Regions from separate parts of the Homo sapiens genome. Here region 1 is linked to region 2. The links are chromatin loops, found by intact Hi-C in ENCODE. Cell type or tissue: CD4-positive, alpha-beta T cell. All regions are shown on one strand. Each heading gives the region's core, and the rest is flanking DNA. Links, peaks and the distances in the headings are about the cores only.

Region 1 (10,329 bases), core at 4,930-7,429, 170 kb after region 2:
ACTATTGAGAGGCACTAAATAACTAGCACTGATGAGTCTCTATTAAAATAAGATAACTTACTATACATTTCTTAACATATTTATGTTTACACAGGAAAAGCAAAACCATTTGACATTAGTTAAGACTTTAATTTTACTCTTTGAGCAAAGCAAGCTATATAACTAAGCTAAAAGGAAGGCAAAGACAATTTGCAAATATAAAATTGCTTTAAGGAGTCAACGTAGAGAATGATGCTATTAAGATTATCATCAGAATTCAATTACAATTTCACTCATTTTTAGTTATGAAGAAGGAACACATCCAGAAGTGCTGTGCTCGCCAACTGTTTAATATTAATTAGTGAAAACGGTGTTTCCTGATTTAGCCATGAAAGTTAGTAAAGCATTTCATTTCAAATAAATTTTTATTGAAAGCAAATTTTAAAACTACCTGGGGTTGTGTTCAGCAAGGCTTGGGAATTTGAACTTTTTCACATGTGAAAGTTTAAACCTTTTTCTTTTCCCTGTTGTGTGCAAAAATCTCCTTTTGTTTGTCCTCCTGTGGAAATCGTTACTTTCACCCATATATGGCTCCAAAAATATAAACCATCTTAGAGAGGCTGTTGAAATTATTCACTCTTGGCCTAGAGCTAATTGTGGCTTTTCACTCCTAACAGTATCTTATGAGAAAGTTGTAAGTGAAATTAGGGTCAAAATGCACATATGAAAGCCGTGTAGCATTCTCAGAAAAACCACACATGGGCTGTTTTTTCTGTTGTTTTTTTTTTTTTTTTTTTTTGAATATCTGTTTATCAAAAAGCTGCCCATGGTGATTCAGAGCCACATTTTTCCTCTGTGTGTATATACTGGAGAACTTTGACCACGCTTGCTGATTTCAAAGCAAGGCAATATCTTTTCAATGACATCAGCTTCCACTCCCTGTACCGGGAACTCACCGTTCTCTGAACTGAAAGTTGGGAGCTGGTGCCAAAGGTTGTCTCACCTGTGACTGCATTTCCTGTAAGCCCAGTTCACCCTGGCGTGGGCCTGGCCGATTCAGATAATGACACACACCTCTCCAGTTCTCACAAGCAACAGCCCCAAGACTAACTCTTCAGTCATCTCCAGACTATGACCCAGGCCATGGAGAGCAGCCACACCTGGAGAGGAGCCTGCCCTTGCTCTCCTGGGCTGTGCTGTCACTGGCAGTGAGAGTAGAACTGTCTTCCCTTCAGAATCACTGAATGATCAATAAAAAACTCTCAGCAGGGCGCAGTGGCTCACGCCTGTAATCCCAGCACTTTGGGAGGCCGAGGCGGGTGGATCACAAGGTCAGGAGATTGAGACCATCCTGGCTAACACGGTGAAACCCCGTCGCTACTAAAAATACAAAAAATTAGCCGAGTGTGGTGGCAGATTCCTGTAGTCCCAGCTACTCAGGAGGCTGAGGCAGGAGAATGGCGTGAACCCGGCAGGCGGAGCTTGCAGTGATCCCAGATCGCGCCACTGCACTCCAGCCTGGGCGACAGAGGGAGACTCCGTCTCAAAAAAAAAAAAACAACACTCTGACCCTTGTGGGCAGGAAGTGAGCCTTATAGGTTAACACGTGTGTGTGCCACAGCCAGAAGCCCCCGTGCCGACCCCTCTTCATGACATGGTTGGGGCTGCAGCTCCTAGGGACACAAACACATGAGATTCGGGGCCACAGGAGACCCCTACAGTGAAATGACAAAATGCCTCCCTGTGCAGCTCAGGCAGTGGACACCGTGTGATAAGAAATGGAAATAAAACCACCGTGTTTTTTTCTGTCCTGTAGCAGGAGGGTAGGTGCCTGCAAGCTTGTGCATTTCAGAAAGGGTGAATGACAGTGGATTCAAATTATCTCAAGGTGTTAATCCCCCATTTACATTGTGCTTCTACTGTATTGACAGACTCCTCTAGTAAGTATAAGGAAAAATTATCTCCTGGGATTCAAAGGACCAGCCTGCTCAGAAAACGGAGGAGATAAAGAATTACACACAGACACAGACAGATACACATACAAACACACACAGACCATACACACATACACACATGTAGATATGCAGGCAGACACACAGAGAGACTCACAGACACACATGCGTACACATAGACACACAGACACACATACAAACACACACAGACCATACACACATGCATACATGCACATATGCAGCAGACACACAGAGAGACCCACAGAAACACATGAATACACATAGACACAAAGACACACATACAAACACACACAGACCATACACACATACACACATGCAGATATGCAGGCAGACACACAGAGAGACGCCTACAGAGAGACTCACAGACACACATGTGTATACACAGACACACAGACATATACAAACGCACACAGAGCATACACACACACACGCAGATATGCAGGCAGACACACAAAGAGACTCACAGACATACATGTATACATACAGACACACATATACACATACATGCACACAGAGACACACAGAGACACACACGGACATACACATATATACACATGTACATACACAGATATACATACACACGTATACACATGCAGATATATAGGCAGACACATGGAGAGACACACACAGACACACATACATACACAGACATACACGCATGTACACACAGACACTGGGATATATAAGTACATATAGACACTGTAGAATGATCTTAACCATTCCTCTCTTCCTCCAGTAACTCACATTTCTAGGTGACTCTGATTTTCTTTAGCTTTAAACGAAAAAGCAAAATGCTTTCTATAATACCTCTTTGTTTGAAAGTATATTTTTAAAAAGATTCTGAATGGAAGATATTTTTTTCAAGTCCTCTCATCTTTTACTTTTCCGCTGGTGATATCCTCACTGAGTCCATTTGGACAAAGACCGTGGAGAAGCCATTGGGCGTGACACCCGGCGTGGAGCCTGCCCTTTCAGAGCAGGTCAGAGCCAAAATAGACAGCAAAGGAGAACTAAATCCAGGTTGAACAATGCTGGCCCAAAAATAGCAACAGCGTTTATGAGCACAGCAGCAGGAAAGGCTGCTAATCATTTGCCAGGATCTTTTATTTGGGTTTGTCACTATTGAGCGACACTGGGGACTTGAGGCCCCTGTCGAGCACACAAGTCCAGAATTCCAAATAAGAGACTCTAATAATAATATCTGGTGCAGAACCGTCCTTCCATAGAGAACTAAGGAGCCAGCGCCTCCCGTGCTCCCCAGGAGCTGGCAGGAGGGTTTCCTGAGCATCTGCTCTGCAGGGGCATCCCACCAGGCTCTGGCATGAATCCTCCATTCACCCTCACAGCTCCTGTTCGTAGCTTTCAGTGCTCCATGCTACCAATGAGGAAACTGAGGCCCAGAGAGTAAGACGGCCCAAGGCCACGCAGCTGGAAAGCTCTTCCTGTCACACCACGGATCTCGAGTGTTCTGTGCAGTAGGGAAACCTTAGACACTCTTCACTGCAGAGGGTGGTGCAGCCGAAAGTGTAGATCGCAGGGTAACTCTCCCAGAGCACAGCCACCGAGTGCAGGAGGCATGCAGAAGGGACGGAGAAGCATCCCCTCAGGGATGGGTGGACAGAAGTGGCTCTCCCAGGTGGCCTGATCTCTGTGGAAGGCAACACTCTCATCAGCAAAGGCAGCCAGCAGGACAGTCAGTCCACATAAACAACCAGCCAGAAGGAGAGAAGTGACTTTACAGCTCTTGACCGCACTGCGGGCTGGGATGCAGACGGATACGGCTGGAGCTATGGGATGTTATAGGGACGCAGAGCTAAGTAAGTCTGCAGGGGGCTTGAGGTTTGGCAATTCACAGCCAAGATTCCAAACCAAGGGAGGCTGCCTGGAGGGATGAGGTCTTAAAATGGGAAGTGAAAGCAGTGTGCAGGCATCCATCAATCTATGGCAGGAGGATTATTCTCCTGAAGCACAGAGCAGACTGGCAGAGAGAGGGCCTGGAAGGGAGGACCAGCTAGCTGGAGACAACTGCAGAACGCAATTATCGGTCTGATTTGAACTGAAGCAGGAAATGGCAACCCTAGTTGATATCTAGCCACAGACATTTGATGAAACAAAGCAATTCAGGAGTAGACTCTGCATTTCTCGTGATCTTCATGGCACCCAGAGACCCTAATTAGTTCTAATTGGTAGGGAAGGATCAAGTCATTCTGAACGGATGGAAACCCCAACGTCAGCCTGGGTCCTCTTTGGCATGCTCACATTGGGACTGACCCAGGGCCACAGAGAAGCAGATTGCAAGCTCATTCCCTGAGGGTGGTGCTTCCTCCAATACTTGCAACTCTCTCCTTGGGAACATCAGCTTGAGCAGCAAACAGGGCATTTGGAAAGTTGTCAGCAATCACATAGCAGCATTATCTTCAACAGGTTTATGTAACTGAGTTTCAAGTAAAGCAGGCTGACCACATGGGAGTGTTGGAACTACTCACAGGTCCACAGGACAGTGATGCATGAGGCCGGTGGTGATGGCTTCACTGATTCAGCTGCAGTCACACATAGTTTATAGAGAAGGCAACCCTGGGCTACGACAACAGGAAAACAGGGCCGTGCCCATCTTATTCATTCTTTATAACCAACGGCAAATATTTACTTAGCAATCATACAACGCCCATCACCAGATTAGACACTTATGTGGAACTTAGAATTGTACTGAATGCAAATAAGATGTTAATTATTACAACTGAATGATGCCTTTATAGTTAGACTCTAGATGCATTTTTAAGACACACTTGAGGGAGAAACATGGCCATAATGTCATTCACTATGAGGATTTTGAAAGAGAAATTGTTAGGACCCATATGCTTCCATATAAGCAACAGGATTTTAAAATTCGGGCAAAACCATGACTCGGTTTTGCTCTAAGATTCCTTTTCATGGCAGGAAATTCCCCTTCCTTCTGATAGGATGTTGTTTCCTTCTGGCTCTAAAAGGAATGTGACACCCAATTATTTGCCCAGTGGCTTCTTTCAGGACTTGGAAGGTCCCTGAAATGCCTCTCATTCTACTGAGAATCTGACCCAAACCACATGAACCTCAGAGACAGCCTGGGATGGTGTTTCAGAGGTGGTCAGACCGGAGGCCCCAGCCCCCTTCCTCCCAAACCCTCCCTCCAGGTGTGTCTGCAGAGAGCCAGCTGATGTCTTCCGGCCGATGTCACCAGGTGCAGGGTCTCGAGTCTGCAGCTGCTGAGCTGGAGTTATTTGTAAAAAATGGTAGCAGCAAGACAATAGATAGACATCTTGTCCTGAAGGCAGCAGGGCAATGACTCACGCGGATGAATCATTTTAAATTAGTCCAGAGGGTCTCGGGGGAACCAAGTTCTAAATTCAGGAAACATCAGGCTCTGACCAAGCAAAGACTGCCAACTCAATTTCATGATTCTAGAAAAAGAATTAAGAGAGTTTTTCGCTAGAAGAAAGCATAGAGAACATGTTATTCAATGGCATAATTCTGTAGATGTGAAAACAGAAGTCCAAGATCCAAAAGTCACTTAGCAAAGCCAGACAAAACTGCAGGTCTTCTGATTCTCAGCTTGGGAATTCTCTCTGCCATGCCATTGGGGCGCACTGCTCACTGTTTGGAAAACTACCGCACAAGCGTGTGAGAGCTTTGGGGTGACATGAGCAAATTATTAATTCCCCAGAGAAAACTGAGGCATTATTTTATGTAGCTAGGCAAGCATTACCCTTCCATTAGGGAAGCATTGGTTACAGCATAAATAATAAACAAGGCCACAGCCGGAGCCAGAACTGCTCACCAAAAGTTTCTTTTTTGGTATGAAAACTATGAGTGAATTTTCCCTAAGAACTTTCTGGCAACATGTACAAATAAAGCCACATCCACGGTGACAAATTGTGCTGGTTAGAGTTTAGCAGATGACACTCTTGTTATTGAAACAGGAACTGACTCAGCCTCAGCAGCTACAGATCATATATTTTATTCCGTTGTGTTGTCTCATTTGAAAAAAAACCTATCACATGGCAACACTGTTTGTTTTCTAAATAATACATTTTCTTCAGAGAAACATGTAAAATACAGATAAAGCCTTTGAGATCTTAATGAACGTTTTCTAGGAACCAGGAGATAATTTATCAGTTAATACGCCAATATTTAAATACTGCAAAATATGTTTTCACAAATATAATAAAATCAAATGAGTATTTTTCAATGAAAGTAAATACATGTTTAATGTTTTTGAAGGGCATAGATTCTAGTGTTTGAATCTGGTTGTAAAACCGTTTATAACACTGAATAGTAGCATTACTGCTATTAACTAAAAATGGATTTTTTTAAACACATTATAATGTACTTTTTAAGGATTTTATTAACTTCAGAAATTTTGTTCATTATGACCAGGGCTGGGCTGAAGTTTGTCTTTGTCTATTAAGCTTTGACATCTACACAGTGCAAATTGATAATCTAAAAAATGTATCTCAGGACAAGTGCTTAAAACACTTAAAGTTTCAGGTATCCACCCAAGGCGATTTGCCTGCTGCATACTGAGAATCTGTTTACAGTTCACGGGCTACTCCAGAACAATGCCTGTGCTGCTGAACAGTGCTGAAAATACATAGAGAAAGATCATTTAAATTCTATGATGAGATATTCACTAGTACACCCACCCAGACTTCAATGATTCAAATAGCAAGGCTTTCCTGTCTCCGTAGTTAGACGTGTGACATTTCTTGCAATCATGGGCTTCCCTAGTGAGATCAGTCTCTGCCTGAGGTACCGTTTATTTTGTAACGGGGTCTCCCACTGCTGGAAACTATTGCAAGACCACGAAAGATCAGAGACCCAGGGAGGTGATGGCTGTGGCCTCTACGCACAGAAGCCACAGAGGCCTCCCTGAGGCTGAGACTGTGTCAGAACCAGGCCCAAACCCACAGCACATCTTCCTTGCCCGCTGGCTTCTCTCTGTAAACACAACTCCCTTTCTGTGGCTCAATTATCTGCAGTATACGCAGCCATTAGAAAGACATGGACTTTTTTTTTGTTTTTCTGCTTTTCCCTCCATAAATCTCAGAATGAATAGTTTCCATCTGTAATTGTTGGTTTTATATTTTTAAATAGTGAACTAAGAAACATAATGTCTCATTATCTCTGAAATGATTCGAGCATTTGCTGCGTGCAACTCTGTCGATAACAGCACAATACAGTCATTTTACTTTGTCTGGGGGAGGGGAGACGCTTCAAGAAAGTTCCTTTTTTTTCCTCTACTAACTCTGTATTGCTAGTTATCTGCTGTTTCCACACTCTGCATAGATCTAATTTAGGTATTTAAAAAAAAAAAAAAGATACTCCAGACATTATCGTGGATTGGCAGTTTAGAAAACACATGTGGCTTCAAGCCTTCTTTGCAGATCTGAAGCAAATTATTTCTGTAAATGTGTGAAAAGTTGACTTTCCTAAAAAATGGCTTGTGGTGCATATGTGCTCAAATCTATTCAGAAAAACCACAGCGCCTGACATTTCTTCTCCATTATTTTCCTTGAGACATGAAGAGTCTTGTATAATTTTAGTTTTTTTTTAATGACAGATTCCGTCAATTTGCTTTTTAGAGTAACGTGTTTTCTTGTGCTCTGTCATGTAAGATTTTACCTGAAAGCACTGAGGAAGCAACTCTCTGCCCTGCCATCTGGTGAGGGCTTCTCGACTCATGAGAGTGACTCGGGATTTCTCACCAGAGGCTGGAGTCACTGTGGGAATGCGTTCATTTCACATACGGCCAGTCGCACCTTCACATTTTCACACTACTATGACAACATGCTACTTTAAAGCACCTTTTTTTTTTTTCTTGGTCAGGCAGTTCTGGGATTTAACTCCTAAGCACATGCTGCATTTGAACAAGATAACCTTTTAAAATAGTGTTATAAATAGCACATCACCAAGCGGATTTTCTTTCAATCGCACGGTATCTGAGGACAGGAAATTCTAGCCAAATGTTTACTGTCTACTCAGTCCCCAAAGTTAATCATTAAAACTAAGACCTGGCATGTTTTTATTAATCTGTTAATCACAACAATACTTTATTTGAAAATAAATCTAAAGCTTTTAGGTTGGCGCAAAAGTATTTGAGGTTTTTGCGTTAAAAGTAATGGCAATTATCAACCTGATAACTCATGCAGGGTATAATTTGCCTTCAGCCAGCTGACAAACTCCAGCATCTCATGAACTAGTGGCCACAGTAGCCACGAGACCCTCTTGGGTATGAACGAGTGTGCTTGTGTTTGTGCCTGTGTGTCTGTGTCTGTGTGTGTTTGTGTCTGTGTGTGTGTGTCTCTGTGTGTCTGTATATATTAGTGTTTGTGTGTGTCTCTGTGTGTGAATGTGTGTGTCTGTGTGTGTCTATGTATATGTGCGAACATGTGTATGTGTGCCTCTGTGTGTATGTGTTAGTGTGTGTATGTGTCTGTGTGTCTCTGTGTGGGTAAGTTTGTGTGTGTTGTGTCTTTTGTGTGTGTTGTGTCTGTGTATGTGTGTGAATATATATGTGTGTGCCCGTGTGTATGTGTCAGTGTGTGTATGTGTCTGTGTGTCTCTGTGTAAGTCTGTGTATGATGTGTGTGTTGTGTCTGTTGTGTGTGTCGTGCCTATGTATGTGTATGAACGTGTGTATGTGTGCCTCTCTGTGTATGTGTTAGTGTGTGTATGTGTCTGTGTGTCTCTAAGTTTGTGTGTGTCTGTGTATGTGTGTGAACATGTATATGTGTGCCTCTGTGTGTGTCAGGGTGTGTATGTGTCTGTGTGTGTCTCTGTGTGTTTGTGTGTGTTGTGTCTGTTGTGGGTCTGTGTGAGTATGTGTCTCCACTCCCAACCAAGACGTTTTCTAGGGGAGGGGGAACCAAGCCGAGAAGTCTGTGAAGATAGTCTATGTTTGAGACCAGGTGGGAAGAACAAGTGCCGAGTCAAAAGGAGGGGTTGAGCGGAACTTCGGGGACACAATCCAGCTCACTGTCCCCCACCCAAGACCAGGAAGTCACCGCTGTTGAGAGGGACATTTTGGTAGATCCCCAGGACTTGTGGGCAACTCAAGGACAATATGTGACCCGGTGGATGGATAACCCAGTAGAGATGGACATGTAGAAAACAGAACCAAACCAAGTGCCCGTCCTCCAAGTATTCGCCCCAGCTCTTCACCCTCATGGCACCCAAGGGAAGAAAAACCCACCGCTGTCAGCAGGTGACACCACCACCCAGTTTCACATCTGCAGGACCTTCCAGAGGAGCCATTTGTCACCATGATGTGAAAAAACAACAGAAAAGAGCATTTACATTTACTAGAGCTTCTATGATGTGCTGAGCGTGCATCATTTCCCTTAATCCTAAACCAATCCTGCCAGGTCGGCACGTCTCTAGAAGAAATTAAGAGTTGGGGAACATGTCTGCCCTCGGGCGGCTGGTCAAATGGCAAAGATCAGCCTCAAGTCCAGGCTGGCCTTCAAAAGCAGGTCCTGTTTTGATGGCACCGAATGACATTGAATAATGACATCAGTTTAATGCCTGTTATGAGAGGTGATGGATCCCAGGCCCCACAGGCGAGCTTCCAAGTTCTATAACAGTCAATAGGGAGTGGCAAAAACTCCTCAAGCCCTTTGCTATCAATTCTATTTCTGGGGCATGATGCCTGTAACTCTCATCTCAGGCCATCTTTCCCCCAGAGCCCTTGAAACGTGTCAAGGGACCCTTGAGCTGGGAAGGAGACACACGATTCCCCATCAGTTTCAACTTTGCAACTCAGATGTCGCTTTGAGATTTGGAAATGACCATGTGGACATCAGGCTGTTCTGGGCTTTTGTGAGAACCACTGGACTCCAAACTGTGAAGATTTCCTTGTTTGTGTCCAGCCACAATGAGACAAGGGAGGACCACCGAGTGAATCAGAAAAGACCTGAGCATACACTTCCACAAAACCTGCACTAGGCTAGCTTGTGTTTGGTCCACACACCAGAGCTTTGGCACCACAGAGACAAATACTGGGGGACATTCCAGGAGGAGGTGCTGGCCTCTCTGGAATTCTGTTTCTAGGAGAGCTTCCAGCAGGATTTGGGGTGTTCCAGGCTCTTTATCTGATCAACAAAACTGTAAAACGGGGATGTTGTAGTGGCCGTAGGATTGTAAAATATACGAGAGCTGAAGGGGCTTTTGAAGTGGTAGAAACTGCTCTGAGCAGTGGCTGACCAGCTGTCCTCGTCAGAGTCAAGTACTCTTCCAAGGCACTGGAATAGAAGGCCCTTCCCATGCACGCACAAATGCTGTGTTTTAAAAAACTTATTTCTTCCAAGAAGTTCTACGTAGGTCCTCATGCCCTCCCTGCAGT
Region 2 (10,329 bases), core at 3,620-6,119:
TCCATTCCAGGGAGAGAGGCCACTGGGCTGAACGGCAGCAAACATGGGAAGCACGGCACAGACTAGTGGACAGGAATGACTTCTTATGTGTATTACAGGGAATGAGGTGCTTCCTCACCCATCGGCCAAGAGACCTTTTCAGAGCATGTTAGATAATGCAACTCCTCTGCTCGAAATATTCCACACCTCACCAGTTTGGAAGCAGGTCCAGAGCTGAGACAATGATGCAGGCATTTGCTATGCCCCTTGCTCCTAATTCTTGCTCTGGATCTCCACATCAGAAGCTTTCTCGGTGGCTTCCCCAGACACCTGTCTAAAACAACACCTTCCATCTCCACCATCTGCTAGACTTTCCCGTCTTCATCTTTGTTCATTGCCCTCACCAAAGGCTTGATATAAATTAGTTAGTTATTCATCTACTCTTTTACAGTCTATCTCTTGCTCTACAATCACCTTAATTTTGTATATGATTCTATGTTCACTCTCTAAAATAATGTCAGAAACATAATGGTCTTCAATAACTATGGCTTAGGTAAATGAGTGAATGAAATTGTTGATGTAGCGTGGGACCCATTGGGAATTTAGGAAGCTATTGGGTCCATTCTGATGAAAGATCATAGCATCTTGGACTGAGATGCTGGTGCTGGAGCAGCAGAAAATGGCCACACTTGATGGAAGCAATAAGATGTTGTAATGGATCAGATGTGGGAGATAACAGAAAGGGAGGAATTAGCTTGAAATTGTAAGCCTGAAGTTTGAGAAACTAGAGCAGTGGTGGAACTGTTCACTGGGGCAAAGAGGACTAGAAAAACACTGTTAATCTTTTTATTTATTTATATACCTACTAGCTTTGCTGGAGAACTTTCTTTTGTTCCTATCAAACTTGCACAATTGATGAGATAGTTCAATGGAGATGTCAAGTAGGCAATGAATATGACAGTCTGGAGCTAATCAGAGAAGTCTTGGCTGGAAGTACAGAGTGAGCTATTTGCATACAGATGTTTTCAGAGCCATAAGTTTGCATGAAGTCACCCAGGAAGGAAGGACTCTCAGAGAAGAAAAGAGGGTGACGAATCTCTCTCTCTGACATTCAGAGTTTGAGAAGGGGAGAGAGAGACAGCAAAATAGACCTGATAGAAACAACCAATAAAGTAAAAGGAAAATCAGGAAATAGTGAAGGGTCTCAAGAAGAAATGTATGGTCAACTGCATCAAATGCTCCTAAAGTTCAAATTAAATAATTCTGAATAAAATATCATCAGACTTAGCAACGTGGAGAGCACTATTGTGTTGATGAAGCAGTTTTATGTGAAATCCTAAGAACAGAGGCCACAGCAAGACTGCTATTCTTAACATGTGGATCAGAAGAAGGCACGGTATCTCCGTCAATCACCTATATTTATTTGTCTATAAATGTAATTAGCTATTTATCCATATCTATCTATCCAAATATATTTATCATCTATCACTCCATATCCATCCATCCATGCATCCATCCATCCATTCATCCATCCATTTATCCATCCATCTATCCATCTATCCATCCATCTGTCCATTCATCCATCTATCCATCCACCCATGCATCCATCCCTGCAGCCATCCATCCATCTATCCATTCATCCATCTATCCATCCAGCCATCCAGCCAGCCATCCATCCAGCCAGCCATCCATCTGTTCATGTATCTATTATGGCTTTAGAGAGAGCACTCAAGATAGAGACGATATCTAGTCTCCCAGTAGACAGGAGTTAGAATGATACCTCTAGTAAGGTCTAAAAATTCAAGAAAGGGGTTAGTTTGGTCTTTAGATGATAACATAAGGAAGTGTCAAATCCATGGGAGTGGGTGAAATCACTGAGGGAAAGGCTTTATAGAGGGAGGGGAGATACATGAGGGAGAGACAAGTGTTCCGGGGTAGAGAGAGAGTAGTGAGAATGAGTAGAGCTTGCCTCAGGGATCTAATTCAGGGACCAGGCTGATAAACTGCAGAGAACCTTTCAGTGGTTATCGAATTAAATGTAAGTCAAGCTGCAAGATGCAAGAAGTTGAAGTATCCCCTAGCGTGCTCTGTTACTGCAGGAGCATCTCCACATGCCTCCAGGCTGCAGCCTTGCAGCAGCTGCACACACCAAGTGGCCCCGTGCGGCTGCCTCTTGCTCTGTGACTCAGGGGGTGGGGGACCGAACTTCTGACATTTCCAGCAGCCTGACACCCCCTCAGGAAGGCTGACCTCCCTTCCTTCTGATAAATTATAAGCTATTCTTCCCTGAAAGATTGTAAAGAGGCCTGAGATGAAAAGGCCCTGAAGTGTTCCGTCAGGGAACCCTTTGTGGTTTTCCTCCAAGAAAAGATATGAGGCTTGGAAGAAAAGAAGAAAAATGGAGTATGAAAAGTGAGAGAAAAATAAAACATCTCCTAATATGCTTTAGATAAGTCAAAATTGTTTCTCAATAATTATTATTTTTTATAGGAGTTCCACTTTGGTGGGTCAGAAAAGACTATCTGATTGGATTATGCGGCAGGAACGATGACCTAGTTATCTTGCCTTGCAAAACCTTTCCCTGGGACGCTAGAACCCAGGCAAAAACACCTCCCTGGTGAGAACTCACTGGAATCACAGATGATGCTTGCAGGGAAACAGCTGCGGCTGGGTGGTCTGCTGACGGAGAACCCGTCTGAGGAAGACCGCCCCTCTTCCCAGCCCACAGGGCCTCTTCCTGACCACGCTCCTCCTTCCTTCTTCTGGTCTCTCTGAGGGGATCCCAGGCATTTCCTGCTGGCACTTCTGGAACAATCAGCTTGGTGGATTCAGGCCTTGAGGACTCAAAGCCTATGAGGGATTCAAAGGCTTTTCTTTGGGCTTGCTGTGTTTCCCACCATCCCTGCGACCCCCACAGAGGGGCGGCTGGCAGATTGAGAATGGGGGAAGGAAGGAGAGGAGACAGGGAAAACCGTTCCTAGTTAATATCTTAAAAAAAACAAAACAAAACAAAACAACAAACTATACCACCGTATCACCAATCCCAAATCCGACTTCTCTTCAGCTGAAACTTACCATGGTCTTATCTTCATACTAGTTTTCTTCATTTCTCTGAACTTCCCATGTTAGCTATTCTTAGATCACTTCCATTATTTCCTACCCCTCTGCTTCCAAAACTCCTTCTCTTCTTCTATCTTAGCTCTGCCCAAAGAGCTAATAGAGTGTATCTAATATATAATATAGTGTATATAGTATATAATATATGTATAAACCTGTGAACCCCAAAAATTTGAGACATGTCTCAGTTAATTTAGAAGGTTTATTTTGCCAAGGATGACGATGCGCACCCATGATACAGCCTCAGGAGGCCCTGATGACATGTGCTCAAGGGGTGGTCAGAGCACAGCTTGCTTTTATACATTTTAGGAAGAAATGAGACATTAATCAACATATGTAAAATGAACATTGGTTCAGTCCAGACAGGTGGGACTACTGGAAGTGAGGAGGGGGCTTTCAGGTCACAGGTAGGTGAGGGACAAATGGTTTTATTCTTTTGAGTGTTTGATTAGCCTTTTCAAAGGAGGCAATCAGATATGCATTTATCTCAATGAGCTGAGAGAATAGAAGGGAAAGCACCTTTGCCCTAAGCAATTCCCAGCTTGAATTATCCTTTTAGCTTAATGAGGGATAATTTGGGGGCCCAAGATATTTTTCTTTCACAAATAGTGTATATGTAAATACTATTATATATACAAATATTACATGTGTAAATATTATTACAATATATATAATATTTATAATATATGTAAATTTTGGTTGTCCTTTAAACATTTCTCTGGCTAACTACAATTTTAGGCAAAAAGATTCCTTTCCCATAAAGGTTATTAGATAAACACAACTGAAAAGTTACTCAGACACATACGTCAGTAAGCAAGACTGCTTACTTCAAATTATAATTAAGTAATAATAATAAAAGGGTTAAAATTAAAATAATAACAATAAAAGGGTTTCACATTCAGAAATATGATATTGTTTGAATGGATTTCTGGGAGTCATTTTAGCAAAATGGGCTCACCTTTTAAAGTAACTTGCTTTATCTGAGTGAAAAACATGCTCATGAGCAAAACCTACATCAAGACGCTTGTAACTTATTTGGGTAACAGCTTTGCCTAAACACATAGCTACTATCCTGATAAACATCTCTATTATTTAGTTAATATCACTATTAACAGAAAATATAGGGATTTGCAGTGGAACTACTTTTAGCTACTAAAAAGTTATTTGTGACATTTATAATTAGATACAAAGACAAAATTTAATTAACTTTAGCATAAAATGGGAGAACCAAGACCGGACTCCCTTAAATGCTAATACAGCATTTTCAAAGGAAAAGAAAACTTGACTAGGATGAGGAAACCCAAATTATTCCTCTTCTGTTTTTGTTTTCCTCAACCCATAAGATTACTGCTCATCTTTCTAGCTAGCTAACTGGTCCTCCGTATGACTTAAATATATTTTGATTAAATAATCAATGAGATTAAATGCTTCCATTGTGATTGAAGTTTTTCTTTTTTCTCTTTTAACTAAAATAATATAGAATTGACTTAGTCAAGGCTACTTAATTTCTTAGAACCACAGCAACTGGACATTTTTTAGCAGAACAGGATTTCCTTGTTTTTAAGAAAGCCACATACATCAAAAGGCTTATCCCCAAGCCAGGCTGCAGCCCTGTGGGCAGAGGCCAACCACGCACATGGCTGTATTAGGATTTGTTTTCAGGGATTCTTTCTGACTTTTCTTCTTTTGCTGGAGGAATGACTGAGATGCTTCAGGTTTTGCCCCAGGACGTCAAGTTCTCTCCCCGGGTTTTTTGGTTTGATTTTGATTCTGTTTCTGTTTTGTTCTGTGTTTGCTTTTCATGAAGGAAAAAGTAAATGCAACTTTAAGATGACTTTCTTCTTCTCAATGAAAAAGAAAATACTTCTCTGGCCTCTTTGGAATTTTCCCTTTCATTCTACCTTGGGCAGTGTGCACCAATGGGAAACTCTGGGGCTCTTACAAAGCTTGGTCATCGAGAAGCCAGGGCCCTGGGCATGGGGCTGGCAGGCCCACAGTGAGGTGCGGACTGTGTGATTACATCTTCAGAGGAAGTGGGTTTGTGTATCTTTGATTGACTCTGTGCCTTTTTCTTAGTATAATCTGAGTTCCAAGAAAACCAAGTTTTGATACTGCAGAAAGTCAGAGATAGCTTTATAATTAAAATCATATTTGAAAGAGAAGTCTCATTATTTTGGAATGGCTTGGCCTTAGCTTTTCTACTTCAACTCCAATCCTCTTTCCCCCAGTATCAAAGTGTGCTGTGATTAATAACCTTGTAAAACTAAACCCAAAAGTGGTGGCAAATGTCAAACATGTTGTTCAGTTTTTCTTTTAAAAAATAAGGTTAAAAACAGGATAGCCATTTTTTTCATTGCAGTATCAATAATCTTCTATATTCTAAGGAGAGTTAAGGCACCTACCATACACACCATTTTAATTTTCTTTAATCAGTGACTTCAGACTTGTTAAAATTATGTATCGTCATTAAATTTTTATGCTTAGAATATGGCCTTGTTAGAGTTAACTCGAAACATTTCCTGGAACCCTGGAGACAAAGCCTCCGTTTCCATTGCAGGACAACAGTGCCAGGCCCATTTTCTACATGAAGTCTCCTTCTGATTGCTTAAAAATTTTATTTCCAAGTGATAAGTATTTATCAGTGGAGAGGGAGTAGCTTTCCTGTCTCATGCACTGCAGTTTTTCTTACATTCATTATTCAAGTTCAAAACGTAATAGTAATTTACTGAATTAAGATCTCCTCTAAAATTCAGAATTACACAGAGGAGCCAGTGTGTTTTCTTTTGCAAGTGAAAATGGACTAAGCCCACTCTATGGGAGGCACTGTGTGGGGTTGTGAGCACGGGTGATGGGGAAACCCTGTCCTCATAGCTGCTTCCAGAAGAGGCAGGTGCACAGGCAAACACAGGGTGAAGAAAAGATGTGGCAGGAAAGAGAAAAAAATTCTTAATGTAGCCTTGAGCACACACGTAGGACAGTCACATCTGGGTGTAACACCTCTTAAATCCTGAACCAAGAGTATTGTAGATGCTAGAGAGCAAAAGGACTATGTATGTTTAAATTTGTTACTAACAAAAATTGCTGTGATTAAAAACTAATAATGTTGGCCGGGCGCGGTGGCTCACGCCTGTAATCCCAGAACTTTGGGAGGCCGAGGCAGGCAGATCACGAGGTCAGGAGATCGAGACCATCCTGGCCAACATGGTGAAACCATGTCTCTACTAAAAATACAAAAATTAGCTGGGGGTGGTGGTGCGTGCTTGTAATCCCAGCTATTCAGGAGGCTGAGGCAGGAGAATCACTTGTCCAAGGAGTCAGAGGTTGCAGTGAGTACAGATCAATGCCACTGCACTCCAGCCTGGAGACAGAGCTATACTCTGTTTCAAAAAAAAAAATGTTATCTTACTGTTACCCAGAAGAAAAAAGTGCAAGACGAAGAAGAGCCACATTTTTTCAACACAAACTTTAAAATTTTTCAAAGTCATAGCCACCATCAAATATGGAGTATTTACTGATTTACTGACAAAATCATTATTTTAAACCTTCAATTTACCATTTATCTTTTCCTTGACCACTCGGACAGAAGCAGCGAAAACGTGAAATCTTGGCTAGATGATGATAAAACCATCCTTAGGATTAAAAGTCATATTCATTAAATCCAGAGGCAAGAAATTTCATGCATAAATATGTCATATTTAGTTGATCATTGGAAAAGTGCTAGAAATATTGTCTCCTCACCCTAACAAAATAGTGGAAGGCATAAAATTTACTTGAACCTTTAACCCTAGCCAATATCTGACACAAAATGCAAACTTAAGAGCAGCCTATTGCTTTCTTGTAGCTTATAAAACTGCCAACATTTGGTAGCTAATTTCTGGCTTTTATTTTTAAGACCAAAGGTCTGGATTTCAGTGATGGAACAAGGGCACACAGGATGAAGAGAACAGGGTACCCTGGGTGGGAGGGAATACTCTCCACATTATCTTTTGCTGGGAATCCTCGGTTGCTTTTGTAACTGCCCAATGGGTTCACCCTGCCCATTGCCTAGACAGAGTCGATTTATCCACACAGGGGAATGGCAATGGCAAAAGAGTGATTCACGCAGAGCCCGCCTTGTGGGAGGCCGGAGTTTTACTATTACTCAAATCAGTCTCCCTGAGCATTCGGGGATCAGAATTTTTAAAGATAATTTGGTGAGTAGGGGCTTGGGAAGTGGGGAGTGCTGATTGCTCAGGTTGGAGATGGAATCATAGAGGGTCATAGTGAGGTTTTCTTGCTGTCTTCTGTTCCTGGGTGGGGTGGCAGAACTGGTTGGGCCAGATGACTGTTCTGGGTGGTGTCAGCTGATCCATGGAGGTGCAGGATCTGCAACATATCTCAAGCACTGATTATAGGTTTTACAATAGTGATGTTATCCCCAGGAGCAATTCGAGGAGGTTCAGAGTCTTGGAGCCAGAGGCTGCATGACCCCTATATTGTAATTTCTAACCTTGTAGCTAATTTGTTAGTCCTGCAGAGGCAGACTGGTCCCCAGGCAAGAAGGGGTTCTTTTCTGGAAAGGGCTGTTATCAATTATGTTTCAGAGTCAAACCATGAACTGAATTCCTTCCCAAAGTTAGTTCGGCCTACGCCGAGGAATGAACAAGGACAGCTTAAGGGTTAGAAGCAAGATAGGGTCGGTTAGGTCTGATTCCTTGGACTGTCATAATTTCCTCAGTTATTTTGCAAAGGTGGTTTCACTTTCATAAAGACTGAAAGACTCATTTAAAGTAAACAAATATAACATGTAGGTCTTAGCTGCTCAGTCGACTAGCTGTTCTTCCCCGCTAGTTTATGCTTCTATTGTGTTGTCCAAACAACTGAAGTGAAAGCTTAAGTATTTATATCCAGAATGTAGGGTAAAACTCCTATTGTGTGATTGCATGCATTCAGTTTCTGAGTGAACGTGTTTTTTAATACATTATTCAAAATATCATCACAAATCTCTCCTGTGTTTTATTTGTAAAGATAGCTTCTGATAGACTTCCATCACCAAGATAAAAGAAATGATAAATGCCGTGATAACTTTGTTGAAATCCATTAACTTAAAGCAGTGGTAAACATTCTTGAAGTGTTATTTTTACACTTAATTTATTCATTGTAATATGTGCAAAACATACACCGCTGCAGTCTCCAGGAGAGAGGTGGAGGAAAGGTGCTCCATCCTAGGCATGGCGTCGTTACCCCAATGACAAGGTAGACGAGGGAGACACATCCCAGGAGAATGATATTTCCAATCAGCCTCTGCAGAGAGCTCAAGTAGGAATGCACCAATTATTCAGCACTTCGCACATATGCATATGGACAGTCAGTGCTTAACATGTGTGCATGTAAGGAGTCAGAGCTTTCCATGTTAATATGCATGGCCACGATTCACCACATGTAACATATATATTAAAAATTGAGATATAAATTAGTTTGTGAAGAATGGTCATTAGTATCTGTTGTTGTATTTGCTGTTGTTGAGAAACAAGAGTGCAGAGACAGAAACAGGGATCAGTGAAGCAGTAAAATTATTCTAAGAATGAATCCTATGCTACAAAAGATACTTTTGTTCCATGTTCAAGCGCCATTTTTTCTTTGTAGGACAGAAATGTGTTACATCAAAATGTAAAGGAAGGAAGTTGACCAGAAAGCAAATGTTTTCTTAGTCCGAAGCCATATCAACCTTCTTTGTACACACGTGTTCCCCCCCACCCCACCACACACACACTGGATGTAGTTTAAACTTGACTTTATACAGTCATTCTCTTATCCAAAATACTTAAGGAACACCTGCCGTGTGTTAGGTGGTATGCTGGGCACTGGAGAAGGGGCAAAACAATCAAAGCGCTAGAAAAACAGAGATGCCCAGACCCCGGCCGTGAATCACTCTTCCTAAGGACACAAAATGACCCACAGGTCACTCTGACATCCTGTGTTTGAGTCACAATTAACATAAAATGACAAACTCCAATGATTCAAGACTGTTTAAAACATGATGTCTTGGCTGGACACGGTGGTTCACACCTGTAATCCCAGCACTTTAGAGGCCAAGGCAGGTTAGGAGTTCAAGACCAGCCTGGCCAAAATGATGAAGCCCCATCTCTACTAAAAATACAAAAATTAGCCGGACATGGTGGCACACACCTGTCATCCCAGCTACTTGGGAGGCTGAGGCAGGAAAACCACTTGAACCTGGGAGGCAGAGGTTGCAGTGAGCCGAGATCGTGCCACTGCACTCCAGCCTGGGTGACAGAGCAAGACTCCATCTCAAAAAAACAAAGCAAAACAAAAAAACAAACAAAAACACAAAGAAACTTGGTGTCTTGATTACTGGGACAGAGGTATCCTCTGGACCAGTTATTTGCAAAGTATGTGGCCAAGGACCAGTTCAGGTTTTGTTTGTGTGCTTATTTGTTGACAAATTTCAGATCTGATAATTTTGTCTAAAACAATTAAAATGAACTACTAGAAAAAGAAATGATAAAAAGCATACAAAATAGAAGCCAGTCTTTTTATTACCAGTCATAAAATTCACCGACATAAAATTACTCTGTCAGATTGCTCTAAAACTTTTTGAGAGGTCAGCCTCCATGTCTGTGTTTAACATGTAAGAGACCAATGGCACATGGTCTGCAGATAGCCAGCAGCCTGGAGACCACTTCCCTGAGCAGCTCTGCTCAACACTGTACACTGGAATTTGAGCAAAGAGGAAGAAACTCAGGCAGAATTGTACTTCATGGAGGAAGACTCAAACCTAGTTTGGATATATACCAAAAGAGGATTGATTTGTGGATCAATGCAAGTCTAAAACCTAGGGAGTAGGAAAACTTAATTTTAATTGCTGGCAATAAAGTGGAAGAGTTCCTGGCACATAACAGGCACTTAACAAAAATGTGCTGAATGAATGAAAAAGTCCACGAGCCAACAGTGGCAGGTGATGTTGAGAAGAGCATGGAGATAGAACGAATAAAGCCCCTTGGGAAAGAATGGCGAGACGGATTATGGTGTCCCGTAAACACCTGGGAAAGGGGAGCAAAGGCACAGATGTCATCAGATAAAATCAAGATGCAAAAGCTGTGAACGTTTAGGAATTAACAAAATGAAATGTAACAGAAAAATGTAGATTCACTGATCCTAGGAAAAAGCAAACCACACACTGGCTCAACCATATAAAAAAGACAAAAGATGGCCGGGTGCAGTGGCTCACGC

Evidence for each region. Peaks named below come from ENCODE experiments on the same cell type or tissue, not always from the same donor. Only the 100,000 strongest peaks of a DNase experiment are listed, where the experiment ranks them.
Region 1: it touches region 2 in a loop (1.9-fold over the local background); 4 of 110 quality-filtered maps call a loop at or near these places.

What each region holds. Positions count from the first base shown.
Region 1 is chr10:3,800,947-3,811,275 of GRCh38, reverse strand. LOC105376364 (a long non-coding RNA gene) reads right to left here and starts at 4,558. Exons shown (of 2, transcript XR_930580.3): 1 at 4,439-4,558; 2 at 2,759-3,600. RefSeq lists cis regulatory regions at 816-1,161, 5,090-5,357, 7,609-7,776, enhancers at 229-1,428, 1,556-1,881, 4,604-5,105, 5,106-5,607, 7,136-7,447 and 2 more and a silencer at 4,405-4,699. In CD4-positive, alpha-beta T cell, for the core only: no CTCF peak of the experiment used is centred there; DNase peaks (open chromatin) are centred at 5,215, 5,885, 6,785 and 7,185; H3K4me3 peaks cover 1,232 bases; H3K27ac peaks cover 2,500 bases.
Region 2 is chr10:3,967,607-3,977,935 of GRCh38, reverse strand. No RefSeq gene overlaps it. Among named protein-coding and RNA genes, the nearest start is that of MIR6078, 18 kb to the left of the region's middle. In CD4-positive, alpha-beta T cell, for the core only: no CTCF peak of the experiment used is centred there; DNase peaks (open chromatin) are centred at 5,085 and 5,995; H3K4me3 peaks cover 726 bases; H3K27ac peaks cover 1,892 bases.